Regions from separate parts of the Homo sapiens genome. Here region 1 is linked to region 2. A link is a loop called in an ENCODE intact Hi-C map of the cell type or tissue named here. Cell type or tissue: tibial artery. All regions are shown on one strand. Each heading gives the region's core, and the rest is flanking DNA. Links, peaks and the distances in the headings are about the cores only.

Region 1 (10,988 bases), core at 1,491-9,490, 93 kb before region 2:
ACATGAGGGAAGTAGGCAGGGGAGAAGAAAGCTGACTGCATCAGGCAGGTCAACCAGCAGGGGGTTCTGTACCTCCTGTCACTACTGGTGAGCTGGGGGACTGGGGTACAGATTCTACTGCTGGTGCTCAATTCCCAGGGTTCACTGCCCAGCGCTCAGTATAGTTGATCCTACCCCTTACTCCAGACACTGAGCCACACCCAAATCTGACCCTGGGCCCTGGGAGAGAAGAGTAAACCCGCCAGTGGATGCTGACTGTGGGTGGGAGGCAGCTGGGAGAGACCAGGTGAGGGAGGATGGAAGAGCCTGGGAAAGGCTGGGCCTCCAGAGCTTCTGACAGCCCCCAACTGTGAGGGACATATAAGGGGAAGCACCCTGAGTTGTCTCCTTACCCCCTCTGCCCAGAGCCGGCAGTGCACGAGAGGGCCTGGCCTGAACCATGACCCACAGGGAGTGGAAGGCAGAGAATGGACTGACTCCTCTGTAGAAGCCTGTTCTACCCCATCCTCAGCTCAGAAGAGGAACTGTTTCCCCCAACTCTCATTGTCAGCTCTAGACCCTAAAGATTCTCCTCTCCTTTGGGGGTCAGCCTCCTTCGTGGGGTGCCTGGCAGTGCTGGGCTCAGCTCTGCCTCACAATACCCACGTGCCACCCCCAGACAATGGACAAGGGCCGGCTGCAGAGGCTGACTCACTCTCTGAGGGTTAGCCAAGCCAGTGGGGACTACCCCAGACCACTGTGGAGTCCCAGCTAGAGTGAGGAAGATAAGATAGCCACAGTCTTCCTGCAAAGGGAAGAATTGAGGGAGGCAGATATGCATACTGCCAGGTGTATGCCAGAGGGAAGAGGTTGAGATAGGGAGGTTAGAGGGAAAAGTCTGCTAGGAGCTACTGCCAGGCTGTTGCCTCTGAAGTCTTCACACCTGCTTATAGCCATAGTCTCCAGTGCTCGCCTGGACAGAGGGGAGGAAAAGAGGCCCCTTAGCCCAAAACTAGAACCAGCAGATGGAGGCTGGGTGACCAGAAGAGGCTATCCTGAGGCAAGCCTAACCCAAGGCTTTTCTCACCTATGACATTTGTGAGGTCCAGTGGTGACCATACATCCCAGTCTATGCCTGCTGTCCTGGCATCATGATTAATTGTGCCCTTTCACTCTCAAAAGTGTCCCAGCTTAGACAATTAATTACATGGCAACAGAGAAGGGGTGGGACTGGGGGCAGCACGACGTGTTGTCTGGCAGCTAATAAGTCTGGGGAATTCCAGGAAATCCTGCCTCTCTGCACAAATCCACAATGACCCAGCCGTTGGTCTGGGGGTCAGGACAAGGGTGGGAGAGAGAAAGCTGTGCTTCACCTGGTTTCCCAGGAGCACTGAGTGGAGGGGCAGGGAAGGGAGAAAGGAAGGCCCTAATGAAGATCCCTAGCCCCCATGATCTTCCAGCAGAGCCTCCGGGAACCCAGCACCATCCTCATCTCTGCCAGCCCTGGCTGCTCATCCGCATGGAGGGGGCCACAGGGGCTCTAGACAAGGAGTCAGGACACCAGGGTCCTCACCTCCTGCCTGTCCATCCCCACTCCCAGCTCTGCCAGTGACCAAATCATTTTCTGACTTTGAGCCCCAATCCCAGCCAAGGCAGGGGGAAGACAGGTCACGTCCACCCATCTCCCAGAGCAGCACCTTACCCCAGCTTCAGTCCTGTCCTCAGGGACAGAATTCCCTTGCCATCCCAGTGAACGGTCCATGTCCCACGCTTCAGACTCCCTGTCAGAAAGCTCTAGGTCTAATTTTATCTCCCAGGCAAAGTTCCTCACACACAGAAACAGCCTTGTTTTGATGCTGTTGTTGTCTGGCTTCCTGGCTTGCTCCTTTCCCTTTCTCTTTGACCCCCTTCTGTCTCTGGCAGGGGCCAAAAAAGCCTGTGGAATGTCCTTCCCCACCCCTCTTCTCCTCCCCTTCCCTTGGCTCCCACCCTCCAAGGACAGCTCAGCTGCAGCAGGATCACTTGGTTCCTCTGCAGTCCCCTCCTCCTCTGATTGGCTGTCCCATGACGCCTGCCTGCTGCCTACCCTGGTGGGCACAGCACCAACCTCCCAATGTCTGTTTGCAGCCAGGCTTTTGATCCATTTGACCTCTCCTGTTAACCCCCAAGGACACTGTGGCCTGTATGAGGACTATGAGCTATCCCCAAGTGACCTGGCCCATCAGCACATGAGGACAGCCACCTAGGATACCCATTCCCAAAGGATTTCAATCCCCCAGTCTCTCTTTCACCTTAACTTTAAGCAGTGCTGGAGTAGGTGAGATGTCCTATACTCCCCCATATAGGTTTTTGTGGGAATGGTCCCACACTTCTTCCCAAGTGTTCATTTGTTTTTTTTTTTTTTTCCTGTGAGGAACGTCACTGTTTCAGAAATCTGCTCCTAAATTTCCCTGCAGGGAGCATCAGCCACAGAGAAGACTTTGCTCCAGGGACTCCCCTTACCCTAGGACACCTGACCTCTGACTTATAGCAACCTGTATCAATTAGATCACTCCATGGCTTCCATAGTGTCAACAGGGGAGCTGTTAGCACTTGGTCTCTGAGGAGCACGGGTTCAAGGCAATGGGAGGCTGGCAGCCCAGAAGCTTCAGAGCTGCCATTTAGGTGGGAGATAAATTAAGGGGCCTGGTTGGAAGTGTGCACTCAACTAGGGGTCAGGGGTCCACTGTTTCTGGTTGGGTGGAAACATCTTTTGTGAGTCTGGATAGTGTCTTAATTTGAGGACCTTAATGTTCAGTTGTGAATGGCCCTTCCTTGCCTCCCAGCGAGGCTGGGGAGAGAAAGCACTCCCAGATGATAGATACCTTAAGCTGCTTTGAACCTGAGAAGAGAAGGTGCATCCCAAGTCACAGGATGGTCATTAATGTTGGCCTGTCATTCTTTTCACATGTAAATTTAAACCCCCTGGCATAGCTGGGTTGGGGGGGTCTCCCCCACTGATTCCCAAAGCAGCTAGGACACTGACCTCCTTTGACAAAGAGACCCTCATAGAGGAGTCTGATCTGAACCAGTCAGCCTAAGAACTTGGCTGGCTTGAGGGCAGGGGCCTGAGGATGGGGACTTTGGTGATGGTGGTTGGGGTGGAGGGGGGTGTGTCTTTAATTAGAGAAGAACAGTGTGGCCTCGGACAAGCCGAAAGCACCAAGACCTCAGCTGAACTGAAGTTAGTGTGTGGCAGAAAAAGCCCCTCTAGCCCCTGCTGGGCTTGGCACTGGGGACAATCAGTGCTTCCCTAGGCTTCCATCCCTAGAACAATCAGTCCATCCATCCACCATGTGGGGAGAAGTGGGGGAAAGGAATAAGGACAGGCCTCTCTCAGGAACCCCCGTTGGGGGAAGGTCACAGGGTCACCAAGACTTCCTGGCCAAGGCTTGGGCCTCTGCCTGGACACAGCTTGAGAGACAAGAGCCCAAAAGGTTGGCCCTACCAAACCTGAAAGCTTCTGATCCCAGGGGGCCCAGGGAGCTCCCTTCTGGAGGCTGCCCACAGCCAACATCCCGCCCCACAGGCTGGTCAGTGATCCCCCCCTGCTGTAAACAGTTTGTGTCCCCCAATGCAGAGGGCAAAGGCTGTGGGGCTTCCAGACTGAGAGGAGAGGACGGTGTGTGGCCTAGAGGTCCTGACACCCTTACGTTATTTGTGGCAGGCTCTGGCAACAATGTCAGGAGAAGAGATTACATCTTCAGAGCCAAGCATCAAAAACTTCCTACCTGGGCACCTCCAGGGAGGCTGGCTGGGGTTACTGTTTCTCTTCCCACTACAGGCAGGTGGCAGGGATGGGTGCCCCCACCCCCACACACTGCAGAGGGACCTGGCTGGTGGGGAGGGAGCGGGTAGATGCAGCAGGAGGAAGCTTTCCCATGGTTCCTGTCCCAGGGGCAGAAGGATATAGCTAATCCCACCGGGCAGGATGGTGGGCTGGGCCTCCCCCTCTCTGGGGTCCCTTTGGGAAAGGGCCAGGGACTGCCCCTTGTCAGGCTGAGGGAAGGAGGGGCCAAGCGTCTTACCATCCCTCCTGGTGAGGCAGGCAGTGTTTGTGGGCCTCCTCTGCGTTTTCCAAATGAAGTTGGTACTGGCCCCTGTGCCCAGGGTAGGTGGGTGAGGAGGGGTTACTCAGGTAAAAGCTGACCCAGGCGAGGATGGGGACCCTCACCTCCGCTTATTACTGATGCGCCTTCCCCAGCCCAACAAGCGCGTCTCCACCAGCGGGCACCTCCCTCAGCACGGACCCACCCCTTCGTCCTAGAGCGCAGGCATCACCCAGGGGTTGGCGCCCACTCCGTGGCTGCTCAGAGGGAAAAACTTGGGAGCAGCGACGCACCGCCGCCCGGCAGCAGTGCCAGCCTGTGCCCGGGGCCGGCGACGGCGCCTCCCACCCTGCACAGCCGCGGCTGCGGTGCCGCGGGTCCCCTTGCAGCCGCCCGGGAGCGACCGGCCCTGCGCACCCCAGCCCTGCCCCGCGCCCGCCCGCCTGCCTGCCTGCCTTACCATGGCTGCAGCCCGGGCGGGGCCGGCTCCGCCTGGACAGCGCCCGAGCGACCCGCGGCGGAGCTGCGCGCCGACCTCGCAGCACCGCCGTCACCCTCCCGCCTCCCCGAGTGCGGACCGCTGCGGGAGGGGCCCGGCGGCGGGGGCGGAGCGAGTCGGCCCCGGGGCGGGGCCTGTACCTCAGCTGCTAGCGGTGCCGGCGCGAAGTGGGTCGGGGTGCCCAGCTGGGGGCCGGCCTCGCAGCCCGCGACCCCCGGATGCGCAGAGTATGCAGAGTCACCCAGGACAGAGCGGGGAGCCTCAGCTCCTCGTCCCCGGGCTGCACTGGACACCTGGCTCTTTTTTACTCAGCTCCAGAAGCACCGCGGGGGCTTGAGCCAGTTCCCAAAGAAAAAGGAACGGCCCACCTGACATCCCCAGAAGGAGACGCCTTTGGAAGGGAGGGGGAGTTGCTGCATGAGTTGGAGAGAAACCATTAGTTACCGCAGGGATTCAACAAGGTTTTCACAAAGTGAATCCGGCTGATGCCCAAGTTACTGATCACTACACCTCCTAAAGGGGAATGTCAGATATTCTCCACCTCCACCCGAGCTGTGAAGGGGCAGGTTAGAGGCAGGTTCCCTTCATGCAGTACCCCAGATTACAGATTAAAGAGGATTTGCTGCACAAATTATCCAGGGATCATCTGCTGGAAGGATAGAAGGGAGAGGCTGAGTGGCTTTAACAGGGCGGTGTAGCCTTGCCTGTGGCTGAGGACAGTGGGGAGGGCCTCAGGAGAGGCCAACCCAGGCGTGACCCAGGCCCAGCTGGGCCACTCTTCCTCTGACAAGCAGGTGAGATGCCGAGGGGACAGATGCCCCAGAAGCTTTAGAGGCATTAGAGGCTCAGAAAGGTCAGAGCAGCAGCTAGGGGAAGGCAGATGCTTGGTGAGTGGGGTGTTGGTGAGGGATTCCCTGAGCTAAGTAGGGTCTGAGCTGGTCAGGCTCCTGTGGAAGTTTCCAGAAGCATGTCCCTTCCTGACCCGCAAGACCCCTCTCTCAATGGCAGGCTGACTGGCTTCTGCCTGAATACACTCTGGACAAAACTGAGACCCACAGGCACGGCCCTCTCTGTTGGTAGAAGTGCCAGAGGCCTGCCTGCTGTATTTCAGTCTGACCTGTGAACCAGTAGCACTGGTTGGGACCAGTCAGAACTCAGCCAGGGGAGGGAAGAGGGCCTGGGGCAGCAGGTAAGATCAGGCTGAGAAAAACAATGGGGCTGCTACTGGAGATGTTATTGGCTGTTTGGCACTGGTGGACTGGAAGATGGCAGGGTGTTCATGAGCCAGCCGGTTGAGGAGAAACCTTCCTAGCTGGGTGGCCTTGAGCAACTTACTTCACCTGTCAGGGTCTCAATTTCCATACCTGAAAATGAGGGGATTAAACTAGATGATTTCTAAGCTTCCTTACAGCTCTGGCCTTCTAAAAGTGGATGCAGTGGGGGAAGGAGGATATGCTGTATGCTACTATAGGCCTTGGAGGAAGATAAGAGAACAAGGCAGCAGCAGGAGGTGCTGGAGAAAGGTTGGACATGCAGTGATTCAGGAGAGGGCCCAGGATCTGAGTGAAGGGGGAGGACGTGTAGGATGGGGGCAGCAGCTTGGGTTCCCTGAAAGGGAACCTCTAAAGGTACAGAGAGGCTCCCGGAAAAGACCTGGGGTAGATCAGGGGATCGGAAGCTGTACTCAGGAAAACAAAGACATAAAGAGAGAAACCAATGGCAGTTGGAAGTCTGCAGAAGCAGCAGCTGCTGCTACCATCAGCCCCAAATGTCAAGCTTGGACTATACAAAGCCCCACTGTTCAAAGCCCTGGGCCTCCAATACTCATGTATGCACTCTAAGAATACCTCTTGCGTGCTTCCAGAGTCCTGTGGCCTAGGGTAAGGAGAAAGCCTACATCAGGGAAGACAGGCCCCAGCAGAAACCCTTGTTTTCCTCTATTATAACATGCCCCTCCCCGTGGCCTCAGCTGAATTCCAAGTGTGGACACAGACACATTTCAAAAGGCAGCCCAACCAGCTCATCCTCAGCTGTGGCTGGAATCCCAGCTCTTCTCTGGCACCTGCTGCCCAGGCAGCAGGTTGGTACCAGCTTGCCTTGAGGAAAGTGAGGCCCCAAGCAAGTCCTGGGACCACGGAACTTAGCTCTAAGCCAAGAATATTGGGGTCTAATCTCTTTCTAATCACTGTACCACAGGCCTAACATGAGGCATGCTGGGTGAAATAAAAGCTGAAGACTGACTTTGAGCCATCCCACCTGCACAAGCCCTGCATGCTAACCTACTGCAGCATTCGGAGAGCTCTGAGAGAACTTGGCCTGGGCACAAGTCCCATGCCAACTTGGCTATTATCTCACTGCCTGAAAGTCCCTTGCCCTCTCTGGGCCTCTGTTTCCCCCACTGAAAGAGAAGACTGGACTTCTCCCAAGTCTAGCTCTTACATTCTGTGTGATGGAGGCAGGGTCTAATACCTGCAGGGCCAAGATACAGCAGCCCTTGCGTCAGTCACTGGGGATTTACCGAGTGCTCTTCCTCATCTCCAGCCAGCAGGTGGCCTGGCCAACTCTGCTTCAGCATGGCTTAACTCTTGGAGCGCTAGTTCTCCCTCAAAATTCAACATCCCACCAGGCATTGATGGCCTTGACTACAGTACAACTCCCCAGGCACTGCTAGGGCATGGTATCTGAGCCAAGTGTCTAGGGGAGTGTCTAGCTGGGAAACTCAGCTCAGCCACCATAGCTCTAGCCTGCTGTCTTGGGCTCCGTTGCTTAGGTCAGGCCAACATGATATGTCCTGGCCCCCTCCACTAGGTCTTTCCTGCCCACCCATAGGTGCAGGTTGTATGGCACAGGACCTAAGCAAGGAGGCTGCATGTGGGCCATCCCAGGGCCCAGGTTCAAAGCCGATAATAAAGAGCAATTACCACAGGAAATCAGGATTTCAGATCTGCATGACTAGCAATGGCCACTTCTGCCTTTCAGTAGCTAAGTTTCCCTAAAGTGGCGCAAGAACTAATTGTACATCCCTTCCCCAGTGAGATAGATGAGTCACTGACGATACAGTCAGAGAGTCCTTGGACCAAAGGCTATCACTGGGTTGTGTCTTTCAAGGAAACCTCAGCAAGTCTGTCCAACAAGGTCTGTGGTGGACAAAGGCAATAAACCAAAATACATTAAGCCCAAATCTTCCCCCAGCTGCTGCCATGTGTCCCATGATCCTGGGGGCAGGCATAAGGTGTGGGTGGCAAGGCTGGGGAACACTGTGTTTCCTGGCACCTGCTGAATGGCTGCAAAGAGGGGCAGTTCCAGAGCTGGCAGGGTGCTAGAAGCCAGCCACTCTGATAGGGCAGACAGTCCTTCCAACACCCTCCGTGAACAGGGCAGGGCCATAGGAGCTCAGGGTTGGAAAGGACTTACAAACCTCCTAATGTGACTACTCACCAGATGTCTGAAGGCTCCCCTGCCTTCCCAGCCTCTGCTCGAATACATACCTCCGATGGCCAAAAATTCACTGATTCTAACAACTGCCCTTCAACCTTTGGGCTGCCAAGTTACCAAAGTCTTCACTATACTGAGCCAAAATCTGTCTTTCCCTGGCTTTTACCCTCCATATGCCTCCATGCTGGAAGCTTTGCTGACTCATTTCATTGGACTTTGCTTTGTCCTTTGATGTCCACACCCTTTCAAGTGACCCATCTGTATACTTTTCTCTACCAAATTCACCACAAGCTCCTCAAGGGCAGGGACTATGTCTTTTCTTTTAACCTCTGCTCACTTCAAATCAGCAAACATGTGATGTGATGTTTTTCTGGGTGTCCAGGCCTCTGCCCCCAGGAGATGGCTGATCAATATGGATTGACTAAAAGGACTCATTGATTAGTTTTCCATTCTGATTTTAGAGCCCAGACAAGCCTTGAGGCTCTGCGCTTCATTGACCCTTCACTTGCCCTTCATCCTGGCTGCTCACAAGCTCACACCCACCTCCCAGCCCCGTGGTTCACATACAAAGACACAGATGTTACTCTCACTAAAACCTTTCCCTTCACAATTCTTGATATCTAAAGGTGCTGCTGAAATATTGAGAAGTATTTTCCAGGGAGACGTGGCTATAGAAGAAGGGTTTCTATACCATATAGTTGACTCCCTGGGACAGACTGCTCCTTAAAATGCTTCCAGCTTTGATGAACAAACTCTGAGCCTCAATTTCTTCATCTGTGAAATAGGGAGAATAAATCCACTCATAGGTTACTATGAAAACCCACTAATGCACTTAACATGATCACTAAATGAATGGTAGCTATTATCTCCATTAATAAGAAAATTATCAACATCAAACCAGTAACTGTCAACTGTGACTATTTCAAATGCCTTCCCTCCAAAGGATTTGGAGTGTGCATGTGTAATAGGTGTAGAGAGATGGGAGGACAGAGAATACCAGAGTAATGCCTTAGATTAAATTGACATTGGAATGACCAAGCCGCCACCACCTGTGGAGTCAGCTTCTCCAGCTAGACACCATCTCTAGAAAGCTGGTGCTTGGTCTCAGACCTACCGACCCAAATTCCCAGAAACAGCCACTGTGGAGACCTCTGGAACTAGATGACTTTGCCGGCAGTGGGTGTGCCAAGGAAGCGACACCCACAGTGTCAGCCTGAGCTTCCCTCAGGAACTGCCTCACATTCTGTCCCCCTCCTCCAGGCTTCATTCAGCCCCCAAGGTGCAGCTGTCTCCTGCTGCTCCCCTAACAGCAGCTGAGCCAAAGGCAGCTGAGCAGAGGAGGGTGAGGGGACATGGCCATTTCTGCCTCTCAGGACAGCCTTCCTCTGGCTGAGCACCTGTCAGGGTGGCTCCTGGGTTACAGATTTACTTCCTCACCCAAGTATGCACCCTGGCCTCTGAAGCCAAGCTCCCTAATCTACCCAGGCCCACTGTTTCTGTTACTTGGAAAATCCACCATTTCAAACAGCACCAAACTACTCTGCAGAAAGATGTGATGTTGGAGATGGGTTTCAGTCACCACACACCTTCTGAAAATACACCAAAAAGTCCACAATGGATGTGGCAGATTCTTCCCTATGTGGGACTATTCTGGGCAAAACAAAGAACTAAGGGAGTCTGGCCTCAGCTCTGCTATCAAGTCTGAGAGAAAAGCATTGTATATTCCTGCCCCCATTTTATAGGCAGAGGGAGTAACCTGCCCAGGTCTCACTGTGAAGCCAGGACATTGTTCCCTCTGTGCTTCCAGGCAGACTGCACCACAGCTTGTATTAGGTGACCACCTGTCCTGGTCTGCCCAGGATTGAGGGGGTTCTTGAGACATGTGACTTTCAGTGCTAAAACCAGCAAAGTCCCAGGCAAACCCTGATGAGTTGGTCAACTTACCCTGTCCCCAGGTTAGCAAGTCTTAGCCAGAGGCCACCAGCCTTCCATCCTGCTCTGGAATTGGCTGCCCATGGTAGCTGGAAATGAACAGGGTGCCATCTGACAGGGTAAGATGCTTGCTTCCTAAGAAGCTGTGCAACAATGGTCAAACTGCTATAAAAATCCTCCCAAGGCCGGGCGTGGTGACTCATGCCTGTAATCCCAGCACTTTGGGAGGCTGAGGTGGGTGGATCACAAGGTCAGGAGTTCGAGACCAGCCTGACCAACTTGGTGAAACCTCGTCTCCACTAAAAATACAAAAACTAGCTGGGCGTGGTGGCGGGTGCCTGTAATCCCAGCTACTCAGGAGGCTGAGGCAGGAGAATCACTTGAACCCAGAAGGCAGAGGTTGCAGTGAGCCGAGATCGCGCCATTGCACTCCAGCCTGGGTGACAGAGCGAGACTCTGTCTCAAAAAAAAAAAAAAAAAAAGCCTCCTGAGATGCCCTGCCCCGTTTTCAGCAGTTCTGCTCCATTCTTTCAACAATTCTTTCTTCTCAACTACGAGCCTCTGCCCAAAGCAAGAGAAATGCCGGGTGCAGTGGTTGGTGCCCATAGTCCCAACTACTCAGGAGGCTGAGGCAGAAGGATCACTTGAGCCCAGGAATTCGAGATTACAGTGAGCTATGGATTGCACCACTGCACTCCAACCTGGGCAACAGAACACTTTAAAAAAAAGCGAGGGAGGGTTCCTTTCACATAGCCCATGACCTAGGATTCTGTGAACATCCTCATGAATGTGGAAACTCCCTGAGTTCCTCAGAGGCTTTGGATTTCGCTTTGTAAAGGAAGCCAACCTGAGCAAAATGTCCCTGTGATTCAAAAGCCAACAGGAGGCTGATCATCCCATCCCTTCAGGGTCACATGACATGTCATCCAAAAGACACTGAGGTCTGCCTTAAGTATCAGTGAGATGGCCTCCTCTGATTCCTGGCCTATTTTCCAGAGTTGGTTTCTTGCATAATTGATAGAGCAGAGAGTAAACCACCTTGCCCTATGACAGCC
Region 2 (11,064 bases), core at 2,638-10,637:
TTCAGACCAACATTTCCTGCTCTCTTACCTAAATTTCTCAGCACACATCTATATAACTCGGCTGGGTTAAGGGGAGAAAAAAACTAACTCTAGTCATCTACAGCCATCTGTCCTCAACTCAGTGCTTTTCTTCTTTCCCCAGTCCAAGCTCTGTGCAAACACACGTGTGAGGAATCTTATCTGACACGGCACCACTCACAAATCTTAGAGGCTAACTCTAATTTCAAGAATTTGTGTGGTTTTTTACATTAAGAGGAGGGGGGGCGGGCACGGTGGCTCACGCCTGTAATCCCAGCATTTCAGGAGGCAGAGGCAGGCGGATCACCTGAGGTCAGGAATTCCAGACTAGCCTGGCCACGGTGAAACCCCATCTCTACTAAAAATATAAAATTAGCCAGGTGTGCTAATTTTATAGTAATCCCAGCTACTAAGGAGGCTGAGGCAGGAGAATTGCTTGAACCCAGGAGACAGAGGTTGTGGTGAGCCGAGATTGCACGGACTCCTGCCTGGGCGACAGAGAAGACTCAGTCTCAAAAAAAAAAAAAAAAAAAAGGTGGGGGAAGAGGAGTGTATTTCCATGTAAGCATTCCATTAACCCCGTAAGAATGTTTCCTCTAATTCTAAACTAAATGCTGTATCTAGATGAGTAACTAAGATTGTAAAAGCTCATCCACATTTACACTTGGGTTTTCCTTTCAGGCTCACTCATGAGCCTCCTCTCCTTGTACAGAGCCCTACCATGCACCAAGCAGCTAAGGGTTAGTAGCAATGAATAGGATAGACACAGCCCCTGAGCTCTTGGAATTCACAATTTAATTGGAAAACTGGAGAAGAACATATACAAATAAAATAATTGCAAACTATGACAATTCTCTAAACTCTGAAGGACGGGTCTCCATACAAGCGCCAGGGGCAGAGGCAGGAGATGAAGGGGGAGGGCTTGGATGAGGCAGGGTCTCCAAGGCCGGATAAGGGATTTCTAAACCTATCCTAATAGCCATGGGGAAGGTCCTTAAGGAGTTTTAGCAGAGTGGTACAACCTGATTTCCATTATTTTAGTTTTATTTGATTACTTTATTTTTTGAGACAGGATCTCGCTCTGTCACCCAGTTTGGAGTGCAGTTGCATGATCTTGGCTTGCTGCAACCTCCACCTCCCAGATTCAAGTGATCCTCTCACCTCAGCCTCCAGAGTAGCTGGAACTATGAGGAGCACACCAACACACTCGGCTAATATTTTTTTTTTTTGAGACAGTGTGTTGCTCTGTCACCCAGGCTGGAGTGCAGTGGTGCGATCTCGGCTCACTGCAACCTCCGCCTCCTGGGTTCAAGTGATTCGCCTGCCTCAGCCTCCTGAGTAGCTGGGATTACAGGTGCATGCCACCACACCCGGCTAATTTTTGTATTTTTAGTAGAGACGGGGGTTTCACCATGTTGGCCAGGCTGGTCTCGAACTCCTGACCTCAGGTGATCCACCCACCTCAACCTCCAAAAGTGATTACAGGTGTGAGCCACTGTACCCAGCCACCTGATTTCCATTTTTAAAAGGTCATTCTGGATGCTGAGCAAAGAGCCAAAACTGGCCAGAGTGGCACGCAGCACAGCCGTTAGGAGTTAACGGAATCATGAACTCATCTCGCCTGAGAAGCCAGCAGCATCCAATCATCAGAGGAAAGCCAGGACTCAAAGTGCATGAATGACAGGACAAGGAAGCCTGCAAAAGTGTGGTGAGCCCAGCTACCCTGCTTACAGAAAGAGATGCCATCAGAGGAAAGCCAAATGGGAAGGATTCTCTACATACAAACCCTAAGTCAACCAATCCCAGAGAAGTTAAAATGACACTCCTCCCTTCCAAGCTTAACCCTGAGCATGGAGAAAAGCATGGAGCCCACCTCCTGCAGCTGTGATGGGAGAAGAGGGGGCTGCCCATCCAGCTGGCAGCAAGTCTCTCGTATCAGCTGAAAATAGCCCAAGAAACCGTAAGTTAAGCATTTGTGGTCTTTTGCAACCTTAGTAATAAAGGAACACTCTTTCTGTGGTTCAGGAGATGACAAAAAAGCCAGCCAGGTGTCCTGCTGGGTAAGGGTTTTCTGCTGGGCTCCTCAGACCTGAGATGTTCTCCTTCTGCTAACCACAGGGTGGTTTCCATCAGAGCCCACACTCATTCCTCTCACACCTTCTCAGGGAGAGGAGAGAGAGGGCGAAAGGTGATCCTCTGGCCTTCCTTCATCAAGGCCAAGCCTTTTCTTTCCAAGCACACCCCTTTGGATGGGCCAGATGCCAGAGGGCACTGATGTGGAGGAGCTGAGGCAACCCATGCTGCAGGGCTCCCACGAGGAAGGCTGGGTGATGGAGACTATCCCACTCTGCTCAAGGCAGTACTCACCCCTGCACGAGGCCCCCACACCAGGACGGGCTGTAGACAAGCCGCTGCGGGGAGTCTATCTTCTTCAGGAGGTCGTAAGAGAAGCCCTGGATGATGGCCTGCATGTGTGAGGCACAGCGCTGCATGAACTCCACTATCTGCAAAACATCGCAGAGATGCCCAGTGCGGGCGCACCAGTTCTCAATGGAATGGAAGCTTGGGTATGAAGATAAGTGGTCCGAGGAGCTGAGAGCCCCCAACAGAAAAACCTCTCAAAAGGAAAGGGCCCAGGTGATTTTCTAAAGGTATGGAATGTTTTCAGGGAGAGGCTTTAGGGAAACAATTTCCTCCAACTCCCTCCTTCAACAGATGAGGAAACCAAGGCCAAGACGAGTAAAATTTGCTGGTCCAAGGCCCAACAGCTTTAATAAGCAGGAGCCCCAGAAAGGAGACTGCACACAGAGGGGCCTGGCACTGTACCTGCCCTTTGAGTTTTACATTTATGTTATTTAGTCTTCATTAAAACACATCACACCAGCTGGGTGCAGTGGCTCATGCCTGTAATTCCAGCACTTTGGGAGGCCAAGGTGGGCGAATCACCTGAGTCAGGAGTTCGAGACCAGCCTGGCCAACATGGAGAAACCCCGTCTTTACTCAAAATACAAAAGTTAGCTGAGTGTGGTGGTGCATGCTTGTAATCCGAGCTACTCAGGAGGCTGAGGCAGGAGAATTGCTTGAACCCAGGAGGCGGAGGTTGCAGTGAGCTGAGCTCGCGCCACTGCACTCCAGCCTGGGCAAGACTCCTTCCCAAAAAAAAAAAAAAAATTCCCACCTGCCAAACAAAGTTACTTAATGTCAGTGGGCCTCAGTTTCCCCACCTGTACAATAAGGACATTAATAGTACTTACCTGAGAGGTTGTTGTGAAGATTGAGTTAATATATAAAAAACATTTAAAACAACATCTGAGTCATGGTAAGTGCTAGTTAAATGGGTCAGACAAAATTACAGTTGTTTGCCTTTCCCATCGAATACGATGAGTAGAAAGGTTCACTAGACCTGCCGGAAGTTTCGCAGCTGGCTAATTTGCTTCGATCCAAGCCTGAGACTCCAGTACCAATACTAAGGCCACTGTACGCTCTGTGCTGACCACTGGGAGCCTGACTCTCAGCCCAGTACTCTTCTAGTGGGCATGGCTACAGAGTGGGACCCACCCTTACCTGGGTGCTACGCTCCTTTCCTGCTGTCAAAGCCCAAGTCTTCGGGTTTTGACCCCTCTCATCGTGGAGTCGCAGGTCACCTCCTGCATCCAGCAGTTTGCTAAGGATCCACTGATTGCCCGAAAATGCTGCTGCATGGACAGGGGTGCTCCCATCAAAGCAGCGGCTGGGGAGGGAGATGAGTACAATTGATGTCCATGGCAATGCTCCTGCATTCCATGGAGCGGGGCTCAGCGTGCAACACAGGGCTCCCATTCTACAAGGCAACGTTGGTGACGAGGAATATAACAACATCATTTGTGAGGCCCCTGTCTGTGCCCACAGGAACTTTCTGTACACACACACACACACACACACACACACACAATCCCTTTTTTTCCCTCCTTCACTCAACCCTTCAAGGAAGTATCATTTCCCAATTTACAGATGAGGAAACAAAACGGCAAAGCTGAGGTTCATTCCCAGGCATAGATCTGGTTCCAAATCCAATTTTCTTTCCCCAGCACTCTGATATTGGCTGCCCAGAAACAATGTCTTCACACCTGCAGTGTCCTGGGATCAGGCTAGTCAAGCACAGCCTAACAAGGCGCCACCTCTCTCGTTTGAGAATGTCTCCCCACAGCCCCCCAAGAAAATCCTGTGGTAGAGCACAAAACCTTGGCATCAGCAATGCAGTCAAGGATCTACACCTCAGAAAAATTTCACCTCAGAAAAATTTCAACAAAGCCAGTAAACTGTCTGAGACATGAAGGGACAGCCTTTAATGTGTCCAGGATATGGTGAGGATATGATGTATAGCCTTAGTTTCCTAACCTGGCTACACATCAGAATCACCAGGGAACTTTCTCTCTTTAACTGAAAAAGAAACACAAATAGGAGGAGGAGGAAGGGAAAAAAAAGAAGAAGAAAGAAGGAGAAGAAGGAGGAGGAGGAGAAGAAGGAGAAGATGAAGAAGAGGAGGAGGGGGAGGGAAGGGGAGGGGGAGGCAGAGGAGGAGGAGGAGAAAGAAAAGGATGATGAAGAGAAGATAAGAAAAAAGTCATCCAACTCCAGACACCCAGTTCTCTTACCAAGATGCAATTACTATTACAAGTTTTTGTATCCTTCTGGAAATGTTCTATGTATATACAAGTATAAATAAGAATACACTAAACAGGCCGGGTGTGGTGGCTCACGCCTGTAATCCCAGCACTTTGGGAGGCCGAGGCGGGCAGATCACGAGGTCAGGAGATCGAGGCCATCCTGGCTAACGCGGTGAAACCCTGTGTCTACTAAAAATACAAAAAAATTAGCCGGGCGTAGGTGGTGCATACCTGTAGTCCCAGCTACTCGGGAGGCTGAGGCTAAGAATGGCGTAATGGCATAAAACCCGGGAGGCAGAGCTTGCAGTGAGCCGAGATCATGCCACTGCACTCCAGCCTGGGAGACAGAGCGAGACTCTGAATACACTATACAAACTCTTCTGTATCTACATATTTTCTTTTCTTTTCTTTTCTTTTTTTTTTTTTTTTGAGACGGAGTTTTGCTCTTGTCACCCAGGCTAGAGTGCAATGGTGTGATCTCGGCTCACTGCAACCTCCGCCTCCTAGGCTCAAGTGGTTCTTCTGCCTCAGCCTCCTGAGTAGCTGGGATTATAGGTGCCCGCCACCCATGCCCAGTTAATTTTTGTATTTTTAGTGGAGACAGGGTTTCACCATGTTGGCCAGGCTGGTCTCGAACTCCTGACCTCCGGTGATCTACCCACCTCAGCCTCCCAAAGTGCTGGGATTACAAGAGTGAGCCACCGCGCCCAGCCTTCATATTTTCATTTAAGAATCTATCTTGGAGAAATTTCCATATGAGAAACTACAAGCCATCGCTTCTTGGCCTTTTGGCTAAGATCAAGTGAGAAACTACAAGCCATCTCCATTCTTTTTAACAGCTACATAGTATGCCAATGAATGGGTGTATCATAATTTAGTTAATAATCCACTGGGATATCTGTCAAAAGCACAGATTCTCAGACTACACCTTACACTGACTGAAACAAAATCTGCAAGCACAGGACCCAGGAATGTGGTTTGGTTTGGTTTTGTTTTTCAAATTCCCCTGGTGATACTAAAGAGGCTGGCCTGCACACAGGCTTATAGGAACCACTGATCCCATTGGTTCTCACTGTAGGCTCTCTCCCACTGCTGGGCAGAGAAGCAGTCCAGCACACTGCATCGTGGGAATCACAATATCCTCCTTGCTGCAAAAACAGCTTTGTATAATGTCTTACCATCTTCTTTTTTGTTTTTTGGGTTTTTTTTTTTTCTTTTTTTGAGACGAAGTCTCGCTCTTGTCCCCCAGGCTGCAGTACAATGGTGCAATCTCGACTCACTGCAACCTCTGCCTCTCGTGTTCAAGAGATTCTCCTGCCTCAGCCTCCCGAGTAGCTGGAATTACAGGCACCTGCCACCATGCGCTCAGGTAACTTTTGTATTTTTAGTAGAGACGAAGTTTCATCATGTTGGCCAGGCTGGTCTCAAATTCCTGACCTCAGGTGATCTGCCCGCCTCATCCTCCCAAAGTGCTGGGATTACAGGCATGAGCCACTGTGCCCAGCCTGTCTTACCATCTTCTAATCATTCCTCCCACAAACAGTAAGAAAGCTGGGTTAGGACACAGATGATATTATTTCTCATTTCTCATGAATGCTAAGGAGGAAAGGAATAATGATTTATACCCAGCTAAGCTTACAAGAGGATCCAGGTCCACCTGGTATCAAAATGTGTACTATCATATTTATTTATTGTAAAGCCTAAAAACTGGAGTCTCTGCCTAGCCAACTCAGAAGTTTATTTTATTTGGTACACACAGTGTTCAAAAAAATTGAAATAGTTGGCAATATTTAACATTTGGGAGCTTTCATTTATTTGTTTATTTATTTTGAGACAGAGTCTCTGTCTGCCACCCAGGCTGGAGTGCAGTGGCACAATCTTGGCTCACTGCAACCTCCGCCTCCTGGGTTGAAGATATTCTCCTGCCTGAGCCTCCTGAGTAGCTGGGACTACAGGCGCCCGCCACCATGGCTGGCTAATTTTTTTTTTTTTTTAATTTTTAGTAGAGACGGGGTTTCACCATGTTGACAAGGATGGTCTCGATCTCCTGACCTCATGATCCACCCACCCTGGACTTCCAAAGTGCTGGGATTACAGGCGTGAGCCACTGTGCCCGGCAACATTTGGGAGATTTCAAATTAAAAACTGGGATTTCCGGCTCTTGGAAATTCGGAAGATCTGGCTTTCCTGGCTCCCTTTCCTGCCCCCCTTTCCTGCCCAACAGCAATAGATCCCTGACCCTCCTCAGAGAAAACCTAAACCCAGTTACTTGGTCCAGTAGGCATCTGATTTGTGACTTCAATAGGTCCAGTCCATCACAGCGTTTCCACTGAGCGTATAGGAATAAAGCCTCCTGGCTGGGTGCGGTGGCTCATGCCTGTAATCCTAGCACATCGGGAGGCCGAGGCGGGTGGATCATCTGAGGTCAGGAGTTCGAGACCAGCTTAGCCAACATGGTGAAACCCCGTCTCTACTAAAAATACAAACAAAAATTAGCCGGGCATAGTGGCGTGTGCCTGTAATCCCAGCTACCTGGAAGGCTGAGGCAGGAGAATTGCTGGAACCCTGTAGGCAGAGGCTGCAGTGAGCCAAGACCGTGCCACTGCACTACAGCCTGGGCGACAGGGTGAGACTCCATCTCAAAAAAAAAAAAAAAAAAAAAAAGCCTCCTGGCTGGGTGTGGTAGCTCACACCTAAAATCCCAGCACTTTGAGAGGCTGAGGCAGATGGATCACCTGAGGTCAGGAATTCAAGACCAGCCTGGACAACATGGCAAAACTAAAAATACAAAAATTAGTCAGGTGTGGTGGCACGCGCCTGTAGTCCCAGGTACTCGGGAGGGTGAGGCAGGAGAATCGCTTGAACCCAGGAAGCAGAGGTTGCAGTGAGCCAAGATCGCACCACTGCACTCCACCTGGAAAACAGAGTGAGACTTCATCAAAAACAAAAAAAGGAATAAAGCCTCCTCCCAGAAATTCCCCTTCACCTTGATCAGATAAAAATTTTTTAAAAACTTTTTTTCCCGGTACCTCTATGCAGCCAATCATCAGATATTTTTTAAGTCACATGAAAATGTTCCCAACCAGAAAATACAAAGCCATAGGGGTTTGCCATCCTCTCTTGTTATTGTCCCTTTCCACTTCCTTCCTGGCATTGCCTGGCATTACAAGTGTCCTTCCTGGACACTTGAAAAAGGGAACTTCTTTAAACTCTGAGGTCTTCAGAAGCTGGGCTCCTTCCTGATCTCAGCTGTGTCATTAATACTATGTACCATATTATGGGCTAGTCTCAATTCCCTGATCTTGAAAATTAAAGGTTTGAATGGTTTGATCTTTAAAGAAATCAGCTTTAAGCCTGGACAAAGCAGTTGTAAATGCAGATGACTATAAAATGTTTCAATTTTTATCTGTATTTTTTTATACAGGCTTTTAAAAAATGGTTTATGTTTACTGAACAGAATTATACTGTCATACAGAATATGAAAGTGATGATGGTCATGACTATATCACTCAAGGCGATGTTTATACACCTTGTTTCAGTAACTAAAAGAAGTGGGAAATGGCCGGGCATGGTGGCTCATGCCTGTAATCTCAGCACTTTGGAAGGCGGAGGCTGGTGGATCACCTGAGGTCAGGAGTTTGAGATCAGCCTGGCCAACAAGGTGAAACCGCATCTCTACTAAAAATACAAAATTAGCCAGCTGTGGTGGTGGGCACCTGTAATCCCAGCTACTCGGGAGGATGAGGCAGGAGAATCGCTTGCACCTGGGAGGCAGAAGTTGCAGTGAGCCAAGATCATGCCACTGCACTCCAGCCTGGGTGACAGAGCAAGACTCTATCTCAAAAAAAAAAAAAAAAAAAAGTGGGAAAAACTGAAGAAAAAAGAAAATGTTGCATTTTTGCTGAAGAACTGCAGACTGTCCCAATATGGCCTCCCTACAACACGGGTATATGCAAACATCAGGTGAGCCAGCCCCCATGCCACCTTTTTTTTTTTTTTTTTTTTTTTTGGGTATAGACAGGGTCTCTGTTGCCCAGGCTAGTCTCAAACTCCTGGGCTCGAGCAATCCTCCCACCTCACCTCCCAAATTGCTGGGATTACAGGTGTGAGCTACTGCATCTGGCTGACCCCTTTCTCTCCGGGCTTTGAAATTAAACAATACGGTAGAGCCAGTAGAGCGTGTGTGAGTCTAGAAAAATTCTGCAAGGAAACACAACAAAATGTTCATTGTTTTAAGTTACCTCTGGTTACTTAATTCTCATACTGATTGGCTTTTTTCTTTGTGCTTTTCTAAGCTTCCAAGTTTTCTTCCCCTAAGCAATTTTATAACCAATCCCTCCACAACACACATACATAAAATACAAAAGCTGCTCGGCACGGTGGCTCACATCTGTAATCCCAGCACTTTGGGAGACTGAGGCGGGCGGACCATGAGGTCAAGAGTTCGAGACCAGCCTGACCAACATAGTGAAACCCTGCCTCTACTAAGAATACAAAAATTAGGCCGGGCGCAGTGGCTCATGCCTGTAATCCCAGCACTTTGGGAGGCTAAGGCGGGCGGATCATGAGGTCAGGAGATGGAGACCATCCTAGCTAACACGGTGAAACCCCATCTCTACTAAAAATATAAAACATTAGCTGGGTGTGGTGGCACGCGCTTGTAGTCCCAGCTACTAGGGAGACTGAGGCAGGAGAATCACTTGAACCTCGGAGGCACAGATTGCAATGAGCCGAGATTGCGCCACTGCACTCCAGCCTGGGCAACAGAGTGAGACTCTGTCTCAAAAAAAAAAAAAGACTACAAAAATTAGCTGGGTGTGGTGGCACGTGCCTGTAATCCCAGCTACTTGGAAGGCTGAGGCAGAAGAATCACTTGAACACGGGAGGCGGAGGTTGCAGTGAGCCGTAGTAGCGCCACTGCACTCCAGCCTGGGTGACAGAGCAAGACTCCATCACAAGAAAAAAAAAAAAAGTACAAAAGCTTCCAATATCAATAATTTAAGCAGGTACATTAAACAGAGCCTCCTTAAGTAAGATGGGAAAGACTTTATGATTGTTCATATTCTAGCATTCCTGTGAAAATCAGCTTGAATCACTTAAGTGCCCAAAACCCCAGTTTCTGGTTCTGTTTAATGGGAACTGAAAAATATCCACCACCCACTCTCCCTTCTCTGTCAAGAAGGTGTCAAATAAGCTAATATTTGAGAAGGCCCTAGCAAAAGCCGAAGTGCTTCACAAAAAGAGATGTTCGGCCAAGTACAGTGGCTCACACCTGTAATCCCAGCACTGTGGGAGGCCAAGGTGGATGGAGGCCAGGAGTTCGAGACCAGCCTGGCCAACATGGCAACACCCTGTCTCTACTAAAAATACAAAAAATTAGCCAGGCCTGGTGGTGCCCACTTGTAATCCCAGCTACTAGGGAGGCTGAGGCAGGAGAATTGCTTGCAGCCGGGTGGCAGAGGCTGCAGTGAGCCAAGATCCTGCCACTGCACTCCAGCCTGGGCGACAGAGGCAGACCATGTGTCAGGAAAAAAAAAAAAAAAAAAAAAGTAGATGTTCACCTGTCACTGATTCACTGTGTTACTGTTTCATATTAAAATTTAGACCAACTATTGGCCGGGCACGGTGGCTCACGCCTGTAATCCCAGCACTTTGGGAGGCCAAGGCGGGCAGATCACGAGGTCAGGAGATTGAGACCATCCTGAGACCAACCTGGCTAGCATCATGAAACCCCGTCTCTACTAAAAATACAAAAAATTAGCCCGGCGTGGTGGCAGGTGCCTGTAGTCCCAGCTCCTCAGGAGGCTGAGGCAGGAGAATGGCGTGAACTCGGGAGGCAGAGCTTGCAGTGAGCCGAGATCGCACCACTGCACTCCAGCCTGGGCGACAGAGCTAGACTCCGTCTGAAAAAAAAAAAAAAATAAATAAATAAAATTTAGACCAACTATTAAACTCCGATTCTTTTCGTGTTTCGTGTTTTTTTTTTTTCCTTTTTTTTTTTTTTTGACGGAGTTTTGCTCTTCCCACCTCGGCCTCCCAAAGTGCTGGGATTACAGGCGTGAGCCACCATGCCCGGCCTAAACTCTGATTCTTTTAAACCACAGCCATAAGAGTCAGGCAAAATTCACCCTTTTTTTTTTATTTTGAGACTGAGTCTCGCTCTTGTTGCCCAGGCTGGGGTACAATGGCGCGATCTCGGCTCACTGCAACCTCCACCTCCCGGGTTCAAATGATTCTCCTGTCTCAGCCTCCCAAGTAGCTGGGATTACAGGCATGCGCCACCACGCCTGGCTAATTTTTTGTATTTTTAGTAGAGGCAGGGTTTCACCATGTTGGTGAGGCTAGTCTCTAACTCCTGACCTCGTGATCTGCCCGCCTTGGCCTCCCAAAGTGCTGGGAT

The links. Hi-C counts contacts between places; a loop is a spot of excess contacts. Peaks named below come from ENCODE experiments on the same cell type or tissue, not always from the same donor. Only the 100,000 strongest peaks of a DNase experiment are listed, where the experiment ranks them.
Region 1: it touches region 2 in a loop (2.0-fold over the local background); 17 of 110 quality-filtered maps call a loop at or near these places.

The regions. Positions count from the first base shown.
Region 1 is chr17:58,527,434-58,538,421 of GRCh38, forward strand. All of the region lies in intron 3 of SEPTIN4 (septin 4), which reads right to left. The region is part of intron 2 of SEPTIN4-AS1 (SEPTIN4 antisense RNA 1); the gene reads left to right. Among named protein-coding and RNA genes, the nearest start is that of SEPTIN4, 11 kb to the right of the region's middle. RefSeq lists enhancers at 1,507-2,007, 3,781-4,281 and a silencer at 4,379-4,828. In tibial artery, for the core only: no CTCF peak of the experiment used is centred there; a DNase peak (open chromatin) is centred at 4,528; H3K4me3 peaks cover 1,984 bases; H3K27ac peaks cover 3,542 bases.
Region 2 is chr17:58,619,265-58,630,328 of GRCh38, forward strand. TEX14 (testis expressed 14, intercellular bridge forming factor) reads right to left here. Exons shown (of 32, transcript NM_031272.5): 4 at 3,583-3,748; 5 at 2,386-2,522. Among named protein-coding and RNA genes, the nearest start is that of IGBP1C, 67 kb to the right of the region's middle. RefSeq lists an enhancer at 2,183-2,492. In tibial artery, for the core only: no CTCF peak of the experiment used is centred there; no DNase peak of the experiment used is centred there.